Regions from separate parts of the Homo sapiens genome. Here region 2 is linked to region 1. The links are chromatin loops, found by intact Hi-C in ENCODE. Cell type or tissue: breast epithelium. All regions are shown on one strand. Each heading gives the region's core, and the rest is flanking DNA. Links, peaks and the distances in the headings are about the cores only. Region 1 overlaps FARS2 (phenylalanyl-tRNA synthetase 2, mitochondrial). Region 2 overlaps FARS2 (phenylalanyl-tRNA synthetase 2, mitochondrial).

Region 1 (9,174 bases), core at 3,918-6,417:
AATTTTTATTGTAATTGTTGACTTATTAGTCTCCCCTACAGACTATGCACTCTTTGGAGTAATAAAATAGTATATCTTATTAGACTTTGTATATACAACAGTTTGCACATCTTTGTAAAATTAACAAATGAATACTCATAAAGAAACCTGATTCTTCATTAAATATATTCAATATTTAATTCTTTTTCTTTTTTTTTTTAAGAGATGGGTCTTGCTGTTGTCCATACTGGCTTGCAGTGGCTCAATCACAGCTCACTTTAGCCTCAAACTCCTGGACTCCCGTCTTAGCCTCTCTAGTAGCTGAGACTATAGGCATATGCCAACACACTCAGCTATTCAATATTTAATTCTAAGGGTAAAAAGGATTGATAAATCTCTCACTAATTATCAGTACCAGAAAGACTAAATAATTATTTTTTGTAAGAAAGATCTCAGACTTCATTTTCTTAAAAATTGTAAAAATCAAAGAAGATTCTTTCCCCCAAATTGGATAGTTTAGGAAGTTGGGATCACCATCGGCCTCTAAAGCCTCTTCACCCACCTCCCGCCTAACTCTCCAGGACCTCACCTTCAGAGAACTGTTTTTAGCAGCACTGGATTTTGGAAAAAAGTTTAGAAGGTGTTCAACTTATTCAAAATCAGCATCCTACTAAAATCCCAATGATAAATGAGAGGATCGAGGTTAAGCACCAGCTTCTTGTGGTTAGATCTTATATGAGATCATGTCAACAAGACTGAATTAATCAAAATGACTAGGAACTTATTAGGTAAATGCTAACAAAGCCTGTTCTTCATGGTAAATGCACATCGCACCATAAAGTTTCTACAACTATTTCTGAAGTGTATGAAAATGACAAAAATACAGGTAGATTCTTATATACACTATATGCTTCAAGAAGACATTTGGAAAGAAATTTTCCTTCTAAGATTAGCACAGGCTAGGCATGGTGGCTCACACCTGTAATCCCAGCACTCTGGGAGGCTGAGGTGGGAGGATCACTTGAGTCTAGGAGTTCAAGACCAGACAGGGCAACATAGTGAAACCCTGTCTCTACAAAAAAGTTAAAAAGTAGCTGGGCATGGTGGTGTGTGCCTGTGATCCCAGTTACTGGAGAAGCTGAGGTGGGAGGTGGAAGGCTGGAAGGAGGTGGAGGCTACAGTGACCCATGATTGTGCCACTGCACTCCAGCTTAGGGGACAGAGTGAGAACCTGTCTCAAAACAAACAAACCAAAGATTAACACAGTGCTGCCATTCTAGAATTATTTAAAGCCACCCCCAGGGGGATAAAAGGGAAATACTACCAACTAAGGTTGAGCTCATCAACCAATCACAGGTCATCAAAATAGGAGTATGTCAACCTAGAATTTTTGTCCTTCAAGTAGAAAAACTGAGCTACTTTCTACATTTAGCACATTCTGCTTTAAAAATTCCTATATTATTTAATATAGGCTGTCTTGTTTTCTAACTTTGAAAATTTAGAAATAAACATATTGTGCATTTTAAGTTGTCAATTTAAAACAGATACCCAAATTGCTGTGATCTTTTCTGCCATGGAGTTTGCAATCTCAGAGGTAACTTAAATGCAGTCTGTGAGATACCATGGTTTCTGTCCACAGAACCTGCCAGCTTTGTACAAAAAGTGAACTACCTACCTAGAGAAACCTCTGTATCAGGAAGCATGAGTTGTCAAGCATTACTGTTTCCCTCACACACACAGTCACTTGCCATAGTAGTCGGTACAAAACAGATAAATGGGGGTAAAATGTCATTGACTTAAGACTTTTGTTGAAGGGTATGGATATCAAAATATACCAAAAATCAACTTTCCTGTAGTTTCAGGAAATGTAATACACAGCAAGCTATTTCTTATTTCTGTCCAAAACTATTTTACACTTTAAAACACCATTATTTAATATAAATATTGAAAATTTTACACTCTCTAACTAGCTTTTGAAAAGAACCATGAACACAAAAGAGTGGAATTCCTTCTGTTTTGGATTTTCTCTGGTGCAAGAATTCAAACTGAGGCAGGAGAATAGGGTTTGGAGGCAGGGAACCTAAGGCCAATTCACACTGACTTCCTACAACTAAATCAAAAGGAAAACCCCAACTTTCCATGCCCAAGTAACAAAAGAACCAGAGGCTACTCCTCCCTGCTCTTCTCCATGTGGCAGATGAAAAATTGAAAGTATCTCTGATTGGTCCCCTCCTGCAACAAATCAGACTGGTCACAGGCCAAGTCTTCATTTGCACTGGAGTATAACCTTGTAACTTCACTTCAGCCTCTGATTAGTCCCCTCCTGCAACCAATCAGACTGGTCACAGGCCAAGTCTTCATTTGCATAGGAGTGTAACTTTGTAACTTCACTTCAGCCTCTCATTAGTCCCTTTCCGCAACCAATCAGACTGGTCGTGGACCACTACTTCATTTACACAGAGTGTACACCAAGTAACCAGTGGGAACCCTCTAGAGGGTATTTAAACCCCAGAAAATTCTGTAACTGGGCTCTTGAGCCACTTGCTCATGCCCCTTTCCATTCTGTGGCATGTACTTTCAAAATCTGTGGTTTTCTTTCATTGCTTTGTTTGTGCGTTTTGTCTAATTCTTTGTTCAAAACGCCAAGAACCTGGACACCTTCCTCCAGTAACAAAACCAGTGCCTGATTTGGCAAATAAACAAGCAATTCTATTATTTCCAGTCTTTGGAGCACTGGTAGAAAGCATAGAGTACTCAAACTTCTAAGCATTAAAACTCAAATGTAATCCCTTGAGTTTTGGCTTAAATCTGGAATTTGATTCATGTTACATGTTAAGTGTGTCATCAAAATATTTTATTAACATTTTCTTCCATTTTAAAAAATATTTCAGTTATCAATGCTAAAATCAATCATCAAAATTCTCCCACTCTAAGGGCATGCTGATTGTGAAGAAAGTGTAGTAAATGTAGGAGTAATATTCTTAATGATTCTAATGTTGAGAGCTGAATATCTTAGAAATTCAACCTAGAATAAATGACTTGATCTACAGCTATATATGTTTACAACAGCCCTAAAATTTGCAACATTTTCATGATGGAGAAACCAGACTCAAAAACTGGGTTGCTTAAAATCAGAATCAATGAAGTGATGGCAAAGACTGAACAATAGCTGTTTCCTCTCACCTATGTCTTAAAAAGCCAGTGGAGAGGTATTTTTTCTAATTCTCTGTCTTTTAAGAGCATTTTCTTGAGCTCCATGAGAAGAATGGAAGCTGCATGAGAGCAGGGATTTTGTCCCCAGTCCGCACCTCCATATACTGCCAGCACCTACAACAGTGCCCAGCACGTACATATACTTGTTGAATGAATGGGAGAATCCAACCACATATATTCAAAACCACAGATCACGGCTGTGTTCTAGAACAGTTCTCATCAAACTCAGTAGCATTAGAAAGTATATTTGGTGATTCGTACAGTGCACAAGTGAGAAGAACAACCTGGACTTCACAATGAGGTATCAAACGAGGTGCTCCAGAAAGAAGTGATGATCCCAAGTGTTCTGATAGTGATTCCCTCTTGGAAAGCAGGAGGGATTGGTGTTTGGGAGAGGCTCAATGCTTATGTAATGTTCTTTTTTGACTAGGATGGTCAGGGTATTTGCTTTGTAATAATTTACTGAGGTTAAAAAAGAAGAAGAAGAAGAAGTCACTTCAAGCTATTGACTACAAACATCAAAAGAAGTAGACAGCAAGATCTCAGGGCAGATGGTTGGACAAAACATGAAAGATGATCACTGGACTCAGCACAGTGGGAAAGCAAGACCCAGAGGAGATCTTTGTCACCCAGTCCTGGCTGTGACGTTGCCAACGAGCAACATGGGAACAAACATGTTGGATGCAGTGACACTCCCTGGATAAATATGAGGAGGGCTCTGGGAACAAGGCAGCTGGGAGGAAGGAAGATGACAGAAGGGAGAGGAAAAGAGAAAATATTACAGGAGAACATGACAGATACCTGCACTACCTTAATAATAATCAGAGGCCTCTGTGACTGTTTTCCTCATCCCCAGCCTCTGTCTTCAGTAGAGTGAACAGCTTTAAATTTCCCAAGTGTGGCCACAAAGATGAGTCATCTCTTGAAAAAAACAACTGGAGCCACATGGGGCTGGAGTAATTTGAAGAAGAGCTCCGCATCTTAAGGAATTCCCCGTGTGTACTAACAGTGTTTTTCTGGAAGAGGGTGACATCCAACCATTCAAATAAACAGAGCTATTTCTGATACAGAATTTGTGGCATTCTATGAGGTCCTCCAAGGGAGCAGCATCGACAGAAAGTAGGCCAACTCTCTAAGATTCTTTCTGTGGGACGGGGAAGGGCTATGAGGTGGGAGAAAGCATGAAGGAACAGCAGCCCGAATGTCCCCTCATTGGGCTCGCACCAGGCCAGGGGCAGGCTAATTTCAGGGACACGGGAGAGCAAGAGGAAACAGGCAATGGAAAAATGGCCACTCTCAGTGCCAAAAAGAGAATCAGGATAAAAAGAGGAAACAGTGCGGCCGGGAAGGAACAGGCTGTGGGATGGGCTGAGGACACCTCCGTGAGCAGTTCTGAGCACTAGAACAGGATGATAACACGGACCACTCCACCATTTCTCTTCTCTCTTCCCCACTAGCACCACTGCCACCTCTGACACAAGGTCCACAGCAAATGTCTACAGCCCAGTTCCCCACAAACAGAGCTGAGAAGCCAAGTCAGGCAAAGGAATGCCTCGGGCTCAACATGCAAAATCAAATCTGAACACTATATCACACCCGGGAAATTTGCTTTGCTTTGGAAAGAATCAACACCAAAACCAAATTGAACTTGTCTGGCTCTTTACCTAAAGAGCTAACCAGGCTACCAGTAAAGCTGGAGCTAACAGGCAGCCCTCAACAGAGCCAAGCCACGGGGCAATGGCCATGCTCTGTGCTCCACAGGCGGCCAGGCCTGGGGCCACAAGTGCAGCGAGTCTTCCTGTATTAGGTCTGATGAGGTCAGGCTTTCTGCACTACGGGTTCAGAGGCGAACATGCCCCGGGAGGAGTTTCTCACTCTCAGAAAGATTCTGCAGTGGCACCAAAATTAACATGGAAATTATTTAACATATAGAAACTGTTCTCTCTCACACACATACACACATGCCAACATATGTGTTACATACATAATAATAAAGTATACATTATGCATGTTCTATATACATAATTATATGGTATTAATGTATTTGGTACCCATATCATACATGTATTTTATAAATCGCATTGAATATAATTATGTATATAATACACACACACTCATACACATATACGTAATTTATTTCTACATACAGAGTGATAGAGCATGGGTAGTAAAACACACTTTATATTCTGAATAGAAGTACAGATTGGTCAGGCACAGTGGCTCACACCTATGATCCTAGCAGTCTGGGAGACCGAGGCAGGCAAATCACTTCAGCCCAGGAGTTAACAGTCTGGGCAACATGTAGAAACCCCCTCTCTACAAATAACACAAAAATTAGCCGGGCATGGTGACATGCAACTGTAGTCCCAGCTACTTGGGAGGCTGAGGCAGGAGGATCACTTGAGCCCAGAAGGTCAAGGCTGAGGTGAGCCAAGATCACACCCCTGCACTCCAGCCTGGGTGACAAAGTGAGACTCTGTCTCCAAAAAAAAGTAAAAACTTAGTGCCCTTATGATAAGCACCACAGGATACTATAAGGAAACATGGACAGTCAGATTATAATTCTATCTAGGAACAAGGGGTCAGTGTTGACCCCACTGACAACAATCAATCCAATGTTCAATTTAGAGTGTACTAAATGCAAGCCTATGAATTAAAGTGTCTGGAAATCAAGTATTTAGAAGATGAGCGAAAAAGGTTACCTTTATCCTGGAGAAAGAGACATAAGAAGGGAACAGCTATCACATGTGAAATGTTATGATGCAAACAGAGGAAGTGTTCTAGGCAGGTGTATGAGACCGTGGGTGGGAAGGACAGAGCAAAGTGAAGAACCATATTCTCCACAGGTATGAACTTTCTTAACAATTGGGACAAACAACTGGAGAGAAGAAGCCCCGTGCAAAGAAGCAGCACCCAAGACTGAGGAATTCCAGGGAATGCCGCGAGGCCTCTCAGGAGTGCTGAGGGTGACTGCTAGCTGGGCTTCATGGCCCCTTACTACCCACAGAGATAACATCACTGAGACAGACACTGAAACTTGACCTAAATGGTTTGATTGACATTTCAAGAGATATGAACGCCTTCTCTACCTGCCCTAAAGCTGCTGATATGGAACTGCTAATGGAGAGATTTGAAAAGCAGTCTTGCCTGAAGAGAGAATGCACTTGCTGATGCAGCCTTACATTCAAGGAATAACTGCGAGCACCCACCATGTGCAAAGATGAGTCCCCCATGGTCCTCCGTGTCCTCCTACACGCTTTACGAGTCTCTCAAAAGTAGCTGAGAACAGCATTTTGCTCACAAAGGTATAATACACATTAAGAAAAATGTTCAGAGGACTTAAAATGTCTATTCTCCTCAAGAACCAAACCCCACTCTTCTCAGCACAGGCCTCATCCTCCGGCAGCTGGTGTTCCCCCATCAGTCTCTCTAGATCCTGCCTTCCTCCCCTTCTCCCTCTGGACTCCTCCTCCAGCTTATTGCTCCCCTCGGTCGCCTCCTGGACACTGCTCCCTTTGGCCTCTTCCGTCACTGCATCCGATGCTTCTCACCCTGACTGCTTCTGCACCTCAGACAGATCAGGCTCCTGTCAGCCTCTCCCTCTCCAACCTGTGGCCTTTTCTTTCTCGCTTCAAGTCTCTTGAAATCTGTATTTGTTGCCTGCCCCCTTTGCTGTCACTTTTTCTCCTTGCTACCTGGCTTCTTAGAGCCAGGCACATGGAAGGCACTCCACACATGCTGGAGCCAGGATCCTTAACAAAACGTTAGAGGTTGAGTGAGAAGCTGACTTGGGGTGGGGGTGACGACTGAGTTTGTTTCAGACACATTGAGTTCCAGGTGATGGCAGGCCATGCAGATGAACATGTTAAGCAATGCTTGAGAGAGGCCCATGCCAGTGATCACCGGAGTCGAAAGGCCACGGAGGGAGGCTCTGGGGAGAAGACAGAAGCGCTGAGAGGAGGAAGACCCACCAAGGACCACAGAGCTCAGCTCTTCACATCACAGAAGAGGAGGGAGAACATTTCAAGAAGGTGAAATGAGAACACTAGTCAGGGTGTGAAATGCCACAGATGAGTTGAAGGGGATGGAAGACAGTAAACAAGGTGAGGGAGTGTTAATGTAATCACCAGAAGGCGACTGGTGATCTCTGAAAAGTAGTTCCAGTGATAAATAACATATAAAACATAAGCACTATTTATGATCTATATGCAGAAATCTCAAATAAAATGTTAACAAACAGAACCCAGAAGCCATGGAAGAACACTGCACGACAGCCAGAGCAGGTGGTGGATTGCAGGCACACACCCCATAATTCAAGATAGGAAATCTATTTCTCTAACTTGTCCTACGATCGAAAGAGAAACAGCATACCATCAGCTCCCCAGACATTGGACCAAAGTTAAAATTCCCTCTTAAGACAAATAAACTTTTAATAAAATAGGAAGACTGTTGCCTTAATATATCCACCAAAACTCCAGAATAGTGATTTATGAGAAACCATCACCAGCACTCCATATAAGTCCAACCTCTGAATAGCAAAATGAGAATGAGCTAATGACAGAACGATCCCCCGAAATGAATTACAAATGCCTCTGAAAGCTGTAACAAGGTGCTCAATAGCATTCATGAGAGAAATGCAAATTGAAATGACAATTAGATAGTATTTTTAATGTGCAGTTTGGGAAAGATCAAATTGTTTGATAACACTATCAGTAAGGGTCTAAGAAAGAGGCATTGCTGGTAAAAACCTTTGTAGAAGATAATTTGACAATATCTATCAACATTTTAAATGCATATATCCTTTATTTCGGCAAGCAATAATTTAAACCTACATATATACCTGTTTGTATGTGTGCAAAATGATGCCTGAATGAGGATATTATATTCACTAAACAATTTGTAAAAGCTGAAGACAGGAAACAAATTTTTATTGATTGGGGACTGGCTAAGTAAATTAAGAATAAGGCACCTCTACATGTATTGATACATTTGATACAGGGTATCTGTGAGATATACTGTTAAAGGATAAAAACAAGAATAGTGTGAATGGTACCTGACACCTTTTAGAAATGCGATATAAATGTAGTTTATGCATATACATGCATATATAAGAAAATGTCTAAGACCAGGTAAGAGCTGAAGGACAGAGACAGGAGAGAAGCTGATTTTTCATCCTGTATGTATTTATGCCTTCTGATTTTTTTTTTTTTTTTTTGAAACAAAGTCTCGCTCTGTTGCCCAGGCTGGAGTGCAGTGGCGCAATCTCAGCTTACTGCAGCTTCCACCTCCTGGGTTCAAGCAATTCTCCTGCCTCAGCCTCCCGAGTAGCCAGGACTACAGATGCCCACCAAGACGCCTGGCTAATTTGTTTTTTTTTTTTTTTTTTTTTGAGACAGGAGTTTCACTTTTGTTGCACAGGCTGGAGTGAAATGGCACAATCTCAGCTCACTGCAACATCCACCTCCCAGGTTCAAGTGATTCTCCTATCTCAGCCTCCTGAGTAGCTGGGATTACAGGCGCATGCCAACATGCCCAGCTAATTTTTGTATTTTTAGTAGAGATGGGGTTTCTTCATATTGGTCAGGCTGGTCTCAAACTTCTGACCTTAGGTGATCTGCCTGTCTCAGCCTCCCAAAATGCTGGGATTACAGGTGTGGGCCACCATATCCTGCATTTTTTTTGAATTTTTAGTCGAGACAGGGTTTCACCATGTCAGCCAGTCTGGTCTTGAACTCCTGACCTCAAATGATCCACCTGCCTCAGCCTCCCAAACTGCTGGGATTACAGGTGTAAGCCACCGTGCCTGGCCCTTGAATGTTATACTATATGCATTGCAAGCCACTAGGCTTTATGGCCACTCTCTCCTTTATCCCTGCTGTTCAGCCAGCCTCTGTCTGGACAATATCTCTGCCATTTGGCCCTCCTTTCCACCCTCATCACAATGGACATAATGTAGAGACCCTCAGCATCTTCCTCCTGGAG
Region 2 (9,174 bases), core at 3,793-6,292, 54 kb before region 1:
AGGTGACTGCACGTCCCTGATAGTCAGGGTGAGGTGGACAGGACGCCCCGGCCAGTGAGCACTGCTGCTCCAGGCCTGCTCTCCCACACCGCCATGCCCTGCCACCATCCCCAGTACTCCTCCAGAGTCTTTTAATGAGAATGGCTCGTGGTTTCTGGTGACAAGGCATTTGAAAAATAAGGTCTGTGCTTTATAGGACAAAATGCTTCAGAAACAAAAAGTCCATTCTCTTCATAACTGCCTGTGAAAGATTATAGGCCTATTTTCTGATTTTGACATTTATTAGAAATTCAAATTCTACTGTATAACCCAACAGGAGCTGTGGAGATAATTAATACAAATGGAAAATCTCAGGATAAAATGGGAGAATGGTGGAAAGGGAACATTCTTAAAGTTCAAGCCACTTTCCTGTGCCACTTTACAGCATTTAATTGTGGGCTACTCTCAAACACCAAATTCAAACACTAACCTGAAATTACTCTGCTCTCTAAATCTCTTACCACTCATCTCCGTTCTATTCTGAACAGACAGCACGTGGACTTCGTTTTACACATGCGCCTGAGAAGCTGTGGGTAAAGTGCCCCGTAAAGGAGACCTAGAACTGAACTTTTGCTGTAATCAAGATGCTGCTCTTAATTTACTGTACCTCGGGGTGAAGTGACACTCCTGCCAAACATATTCTGCTTAACTACCAGTTTCACAATCTCTGCAGTCCTGGGTCTTTCTGAGATTTTTCAAAATCAAAAATAGCAGCTTGCCTTTAAGATTTTTCACCTCTGTAGCAGATCAAAGAGGAACATCTCTAAAAGCTGATTACCTTCTTACTAACACCTCCAGCAAAACATCTGGTGGAAGAACAGACGCATAATAAAAATAATTATAATGGCGTTTTTTTTTTATTATACTATTATTTCTTTAGTCGCCAACCAGGCACTTCACATACATTGTCTCATCTAGTCATCATCATAATTAAAGATCAATATTACATTATAGAAAGGCAACACATTGGCCAGGCGTGGTGGCTCATGCCTGTAATCCCAGCACTTTGGGAGGCCAATGTGGGCAGATCACCTGAGGTCAGGAGTTCGAGACCACCCTGGCCAACATGGTAAAACCCCATCTCTACTAAAAATATAAAAAAATTAGTCAGGTGTGGTGTTACGCACCTGTATTACCAGCTACCCGGGAGGTTGAGGCAGGAGAATTGTTTGAACCCAGGAGGTGGAGGCTGCAGTGAGCTTGAAACCACACCACTGCACTCCAGTCTGGGTAACAGAGAAAAACTCTATTTCAAAAAAAAAAAAAAGAGAAAAGAAAGAAAGAGAAAACGAGGCACTGTGGTTACATAGTGAAGAAGCGGGACTGGCAAGCATCAGAAATCCAGATCTAACTCCAATTGCCATACTTTTTTCCACTGAATTTGGCTGACGGATAAATGTCAGTTATCCAAGCCAAGCAAGCTCACTCTCACTTCACTGCCTCTGGTTAGTGGAGCAGATTTTATCAGTTGGTGCAATGTGTCCTTTCATACACACAAAGGCTTCAAGGAGATGCTTCCATAACACACTGCCTCCTCCCTAAACCACTCAAGGTCAGTATAGACTCAGTTGCCTGCACTTGGCCTTTCAGCCCAGCAGGTTAGGGAGGTACAGTATACTCAAGAGGCCAAGGTGGATTATCCAAGACATAAAGAGAAGCAGCAGCAACGACTCTGAATGTGAAAAGGGGACATATCTACGTCAGGGCCTTCCTTCAGGTCAGTGTGATCTGTTACAAATCCCTGTCACTTCCTCTCTGGGCCTGTGTGCCTCCGTCTCCAGGAACCTATTCCTCTGCAGCAATGGTATTAGCAAGCAGATACGCCCACAGGTGATGAGGTCCTTGCCTCGGCCAACCTCTCTACAGGAAACAGCTGCAGTGGCTTTCCTGAATCACAGCTTCTGACTTAGATAAACTGGACCTGGAGGCCACTTGCTCTGAGGTCACCACATCGAATGCAGTGACTTCTGTGTCGTTCGGTGAACCAAAATCTAAGCATCCATTGCGGTGAACACATACCCAGAAACAAGCCTCCGAAGAGAAGCACGGAAGGCACAGCTGTCACGCCGCTCACAGCAAAGACAGAGGACACCTCAGAAGCAGGCAGTGCCCATTCTTAGCCATTGCCATGCACAAGGACCACTTATGGCTGTGGTTAGAATTTGAGCTAATTTGTTTTTATCTTTTAAAGGGACTGGGGAGGTAAACTTCATTTCTGAAATTCTCAAGTGGTAAAACTGACACTACAGACTTGGGCAGAGAGGCATGAATATTAGTACAGTAGACAGCTACCAAGACAAAGGTCCTCTCCCTCCCACAGGAGAATCCCTAGACAGAACCCATGTCATACCAGCTCATCCTCCACTTTCAGTCACGACACATTCCTGTTAAAGGTGATAAAAACTTAATGTACAGAAGTTCAACACTGGGTTTACATGTTCCAAAGAACTAAAAATGTGTACAATTTCTAGTTATAAAATGTATATTTTTATATCCAACTGTTATGGAATGCACACTTTTAAAACACATCAAGAATAACTGAAATGTAGGCCAGGCGCGGTGGTTCACGCCTGTAATCCCAGCACTTTCAGAGGCCGAGGCGGGTGGATCACCTGAGGTCAGGAGTTCCAGACCAGCCTGACCAATATGATGAAACACTATCTCTACTAAAAATACAAAAATTAGCTGGGCGTGGTGGCGTGCACCTGTAATCCCAGCTACTAGGAAGGCTGAGACAGGAGAATCACTGGAACCAGGGCGGTGAAGGTTGCAGTGAGCCAAGATCGCGCCACTGCACTCCAGCCTGGGCAACGAGAGCGAAATTCCATCTCTAAATAAATAAATAGATAAATAAATGAAATGTACAGTTTTGTCTACAGTAATAAACAACAGTTTTGTCAGCAGTAGTACCATCTCTAATCGGTAAAATAAATTATTACTACCATTATTAACTGTAAGGAGATATCAATGGTCATTTCATACAGATTAGGGCAGAAATGAGTGATGTAGATTTTAATGAGGTTTTGTCTGTTTTCTTGTAAGGCACTAGCTGCCTTCTGTCGATGACGGGCCTGTAGTAAGCTGTATACCTAGCGAATGGACCCATGAACTCTTTCCCAGTATTTGAGTTCCCAGGATATTCTGATAATAATTTTCATTTCATATTTTACTGATCTTTTCTCAATTCTCTCTCACTCCCTCCTATCACTTGGACAATGTAGTCTTGGAATTTGGGATATGTTTAATTTTCACCCCTTTGTGCACTGAGTAGATCAGCTTATATTCTTTTTCTTTTTTTTTTTTTTCTTAGACAGAGTCTCGCTCTTGTTGCCCAGGCTGGAGGGCAATGGCGTGATCTCGGCTCACTGCAACCTCCGCCTCCCAGGTTCAAGCAATTCTCCCGCCTCAGCCTCCCGAATAGCTGGGATTACAGGCATGCACCATCAAGCCTGGCTAATTTTGTATTTTTAGTAGAGACAGGGTTTTTCCATGTTGGTCAGGCTGGTCTCGAACTCCCGACCTCAGGTGATCCACCCACCTCAGCCTCCCAAAGTGCTGGGATTACAGGCAGATCACCTTATATTCTATAACTGGTCTAGTTGACCATGAGTCACTTAACTGTGTCCATCATTGTCTCAGTTGTCTGGCTGTTAGTATCAGCACTTAGAACATTTTACCATTTCTGTTCATTTTTAGAAACTAATATAAATAAATGCACCACAGTCTTCAAATAGTTGTGCAAATAAACACTGCTTAGCAAAGTGCAACTGTTGATTATTGTGCTTGACTGTAATGAAGTATTAGAATGTTTGTTCATCAGCTGATGCATGGAAGTCCCAATTAGGCCTAGAAAAGGTAGTTTGAGGATATCTATCTTTTAATATTTGAAAGTGCTGATTGCATGAAAGTCACACTGTCAAGTTGTGGAGAACTCATAAATAGCTAGCATTATAAACTTTAACTTGCTTTCTAGGTCTCAGTTCCCTCTTCTACAAGATGACCAAATAATCTTTATGATCTTTAAGATGCTTTCCAATATGATCATGTGATTCTACTTGGGCTACTCAGATCCTTACAAAGAAACTGAGTTTTCTTACTTCCACTGTAATTTGAACTGGCTTATATTACCTATCTCATTTTTTTCAGCTCAGGTAAGAACTGGAAATTATTTTTTTTACCTTCCTCTTAACTTGAATAATTAAAAGCAGCTTGCAGCAGAATATAAAGTTATGATAAAAATTAGCCAGATGCAGTGGCTCCCACCTGTAATCCTAGCACTTTGGGAGGCCAAGATGGGTGGATCGCCTGAGGTCAGGAGTTCAAGACCAGCCTGGCCAATATGGTGGAACCCCATCTCTACTAAAAATACAAAAATTAGCCGGGTGTGATGGTGGGAACCTTTATTCCTAGCTACTCCGGAGGCTGAGGCAGGAGAATCGCTTGAACCTGAGAGATGGAGGTTGTAGTGAGCCAAGATCACGCCACTGCACTCCAGCCTGGGCAACAGAGCGAGACTCTGTCTCAAAAAAAATAGATAAAATAAAATAATAAATAAATAAAGTCATGATAAAAAATAAAAACAAAGAGTCCCAAGTAGGGAAACAGAAATAAGAGTGGAAAATCAGAACCATACAACAGTATCGCAAATACATAGACGATTAGGGGCCTGTTGATGTTTTGCAGTGTAGGCAGGTCAAGAGCAGCTGGGACACTGATGAGGGAGGGGGGAGCTGTCAAACCCCACCCACTGTCTCCCAGGAAAAGTTTCTCACAGTTTTCTCAAAACAACTGCTCTCACAGGGAAAAAAAAAAAAAAAAAAAAAATATATATATATATATATATATATATATATATATATATATATATATATCTCCCCATGGCCACAGAGCAGGCAAATGAAAGTGAAACAACGTGTGCATATGAAACTCTGTCGCCCAGGCTGGAATGCAGCAGCACGATCTCGGCTCACTGCAACCTCCGCCTCCCTGGTTCAAGCGATTCTCCTGCCTCAGCCTCCTGAGTAGCTGGGATTACAGGCGCACGTCACCATGCCTGGCTAATTTTTTTGTATTTTTAGCAGAGACGGGGTTTCATCATGTTGGTCAGGCTGGTCTCAAACTTCTGACCTTGTGATCCGCCCGCCTCGGCCTCCCAAAGTGCTGGGATTACAGGCGTGAGCCACCGCGCCCGGCCTCCTCATCCATTTTGTGTCTTCTATTCCCTGTCAAGCCCCCAGGCAGATGGTTCCTCCTCCCCGCAACAGCCAATTCATTTACAACCATAGCAGCACCCAGGCAGAAGGGCAGAAGATGGCTTAGCCTTGACTGGAAACAAAAGGGAGCTCCCAGAGTTCCTACTGAAAGAAGCGGAAACCTTAATATAGCCATTTCCTGAGACCTACTTCCATCTTTGCATTTATTCTGTATCACCTATGGCACTGTTGATGCTCTAACATTCCTAATATTAGGAAAACGTAGGCTAAAAATGATTTTTTAAAAAACCAGAAAATTCTGATTGATTTTTAAGGAAAATCACTTCAAACTTTACGGGCTCGTGTATTTACATGAAGATCAGAGAAAAAAGGTGATTATTCTTACAAAAGTATTCTGAGACCTTAGGAATGAAAACACAGTAGGATTAACCTTTCACCAAGAGTAGACTTTAGTTAGAATTTTCTACTTGACCTAATAAATAATCAATAAACTTGAGCTATTTCTAGGGTATACGCACGCATCCTTCTGAACACATGCTGATGCTCCAAGTCATGTAACAAAGCCTGCTTCCTGGACATGTGGGGTATTGGACAGAGGCAAAGCCATGTGGAAAAACATCTCACAGGTGACTAGTTGCTACCTTATCACAAAGTATGGCCTCATCATTGCATAGCAAATGCATAGCAAAGCAGACTCAACATCAATTCTGGGTCACTGTGATAAGTAGATGTGAAAGGCACCTAATAAGAACTCAGTCAGTATTTGGTTGCTATTAATATCGTTATTGTTAAAGAAAAATCAAACGGAGGCCACAGTGTGGGCATATCCTTAGGCCAACCACCCATAGCCACATAAGAGAAACTTCAGCTATCCTGACTTCTCTAAAATGCTGGCTCTGGCCATAAACGAAACTTAAGCTCTCTGTCCTTGTCAGCATGATAAAAGTGAACCAACCATCTACAAGCAAATAAGCTTTTACAGCTCTGCTTGCCCTGAAAGGAATGTAAGATTATAATAACAGCAACAGAGATTAATGTACTTCTTCATTTATGCTTTATAAGTTGCTGTGAGCCAAGCTTCTTACCACTATCTGTTTGAAGACTCCTGGTTTGGCCAGGTGCTATGGCTCATGCCTGTAATCCCACCACTGTGGCAGGTCAAGGTGGGTGGATTGCTTGAGCTCAGGAGTTTGAGACCAGCTTGGGCAACATAGCGAGACACCATCTCTACAAAAAATATAAATATATAAAAAGTAGCCAGGCAAGGTAGCATGCACCTGTGGTCCCAGCTACTGCCAGCTGAGGAAAGAGGATCACTTGAGCCCAGGAGGTCAAGGCTGCAGTGAGCTGTGTTTCTACCACTGCACTCCAACCTGGCTGACAAGGTGAGACTCCGTCTCAAAAAAAAAAAAAGAAGTCTCCTGGTTTGTGAATTAATTTTTGGTATGCACGATAAACAAAAAATTTGCTAACTTGCCCTGATTTCATTTTTGACATTATCACTGATATTATTAAACATGATTTTAAATATAGTTATCTTTGAGCCAATTAGGAATATTTACTAGGTAAAATTGTTTGTTACTGAGATAACACTTTCCCAGTTACATGACAGTGTCTAAAACATTACACATTGGCACTAGGGTACAATATTTTTCATTAGAGGACATAAAATACTGACAGAGTAGTATAGCCATGCCACTGGACACAAAGTCCTGGCTTTGGCCACAGTTGTATTTTTATCATCTTGCATTTTTTCTGATCCTTTTGGTGTATTTTTAATGTTTTTTAATGTTTGAAATGAAAAAGCCATATAAAAATATAAACTTTAGTTTCAACTCGTTTTCACCAATAGCCACATATGACACCCATAAAAACAAAAAGCATATACCTGTACATATCTTGACAGTCGTTAATATATTCTTGAAAATAACAGTATATTGAGGGAAGGCTAGTAAATCTGGGGACTGTACAGGAAAATCGCAAGAAAACTGCATGTTCCAAGGCACTGAGCACCAAAGTACAGCAGCCCTGCACTCACTCGTTCAACAAACAAGGGTGATGCTAAGCACTGCAGATTCACGGAGAATGTGATATAGCCATGAAAACTGTGCCAAACTGTAAACACGTCTCACATACACAGAATGAAAGCTACAGACTACTAAATGCCATAGAGAATGCCATGAAGTGCCCTGCAAATCCAAGAACTCATACCTGAGATAATCAGAGAGTTCTATCAAAGAGGTAAACTTCTGTGCAGGTGGGTTGGGTGGGTGGGGAAAAGGGAGAGCATTTTAGAGCAGAGGAAAGAGCATGAGGAAAGTCACTGCGGTCAAGGCAACCTGGACAAGGCCACGTTCCATATGAACTCTGCTCAGGACTGTGGGGCATTTGAAAGGCTTTGCAAAAGACTGCTGAGGAGAAAAGAAAGACGACACACCTGCATCCAAGAAACAGTACAGAAAGGGAGACGAAAACACACCCAGAGAGCAAACAGATAGATGTTTTCAGCTTTAGTAAAAACAAAAGCACAATACACAATTCAGGAAATGAAAAACAGCACATCGTGAGAGCAAGTTAGTTAGTAGGAAATTCACATGAATAATTTTTTAAAAAGATAACTCTACCTGAATCTAGTGGAAAAAATCCAAACTATTTTATTCTATATAATCTATAGGTCTATTAAAACAACATCCATAAAAGTTGGGTTTTACTTTTGAATCAGTGAACTCATTATTTTTTCATTCTATGTTTCTCTTTCTCAATATAACCAAGTTTCCATCCAGAAACAGAAAAAGGACAAAAATATACAATTATCTATTTTAAAATCTGCTTTAAGTTTTCAAATCTACTATTTTAATAGATTTTCCCTAAAAGTCTAATTGTTCTACCAAAAATATGAAAAGATGGCATTACCACCTAAACTTGATGCTTTCCCAGAAGCCTTTCTTCACAGTAATTTGTGGTCTCTGGATGAGTTACAAAATCACTCCTAACAGCAAATAGGCACTTTACAGCCAATCATTTCTAAAATTTATAGGATTTTAGCCAACGTAAGAACATTAGACAGGCAGTAATGGAATGTGACCACTAGAAGGAAGAAACCAACATACTGTTTTTGGCCACAACACAATGGTATATCCTGAATGCTCAAGTGAATGAACTCATGAACTATTAGAACAAATAAAAGCTTGGTGAAGGGAATTAACTTACAATTTTGAGAAATCAACAGCTTAAATCCCAGCAATTACCAACAGTAAATAGCGAATAATGAAAAACATCCTTTACAATAACAAATACATAAAGGGGCCTATGTGAAACAAGTCACAAGACTTTATAAGAAACCACAAAAGAAAATTGGAATTTAAAAAGGAGATATTCCTTCTATGTGAAGATTGAATAGTATAAAATGCCGCTCTACCCAAATTATTTTCCTGGAATTCACAGTGAAAAGGTCTGCAGAAGAAAGAGGAAAATAAGGGGAACGACTTGTGAAAATGATTCCCAAGTTCGTTTGAAAGATTAAACAATTGACAGGAGCCAGGAATTTTTCTTAAAAAGGACAATGAGAGCCACAATAATGAAAACTAACACAAGACTTGACACAGCAAACAAACTCTGATATTTTAATTCTTTCTCACTCTCCATATATATATATATACATATTACATATATATTTACACATACACACACACATACATATATAATCTCATAAACCAATGTAGAAGGAATAAATTACATACAAAATAGTGTTGAAAAACTATTTGGGTAAAAAAAAAAAAGAAGTGATATTTACTTCCTGTCATGTGCCAAAATAGAATATACAGAGTTTTGTTACCTGTTTAAAAAGAAAAACAAATAAAAAATACTGGTAATTCTTTAACTGATTTTGTGTGAGGAATGACTGTTTTACAAAAGAAATTTA

The links. A loop is a pair of places that touch in the nucleus more often than their neighbours do. Peaks named below come from ENCODE experiments on the same cell type or tissue, not always from the same donor. Only the 100,000 strongest peaks of a DNase experiment are listed, where the experiment ranks them.
Region 2: a loop joins it to region 1, with 20 times the contacts of the local background. A loop is called at or near these places in 1 of 110 quality-filtered maps.

What each region holds. Positions count from the first base shown.
Region 1 is chr6:5,282,782-5,291,955 of GRCh38, reverse strand. All of the region lies in intron 1 of FARS2 (phenylalanyl-tRNA synthetase 2, mitochondrial), which reads right to left. Among named protein-coding and RNA genes, the nearest start is that of FARS2, 26 kb to the right of the region's middle. In breast epithelium, for the core only: no CTCF peak of the experiment used is centred there; no DNase peak of the experiment used is centred there; H3K4me3 peaks cover 418 bases; H3K27ac peaks cover 1,175 bases.
Region 2 is chr6:5,336,925-5,346,098 of GRCh38, reverse strand. All of the region lies in intron 1 of FARS2 (phenylalanyl-tRNA synthetase 2, mitochondrial), which reads right to left. Among named protein-coding and RNA genes, the nearest start is that of FARS2, 80 kb to the right of the region's middle. In breast epithelium, for the core only: no CTCF peak of the experiment used is centred there; no DNase peak of the experiment used is centred there.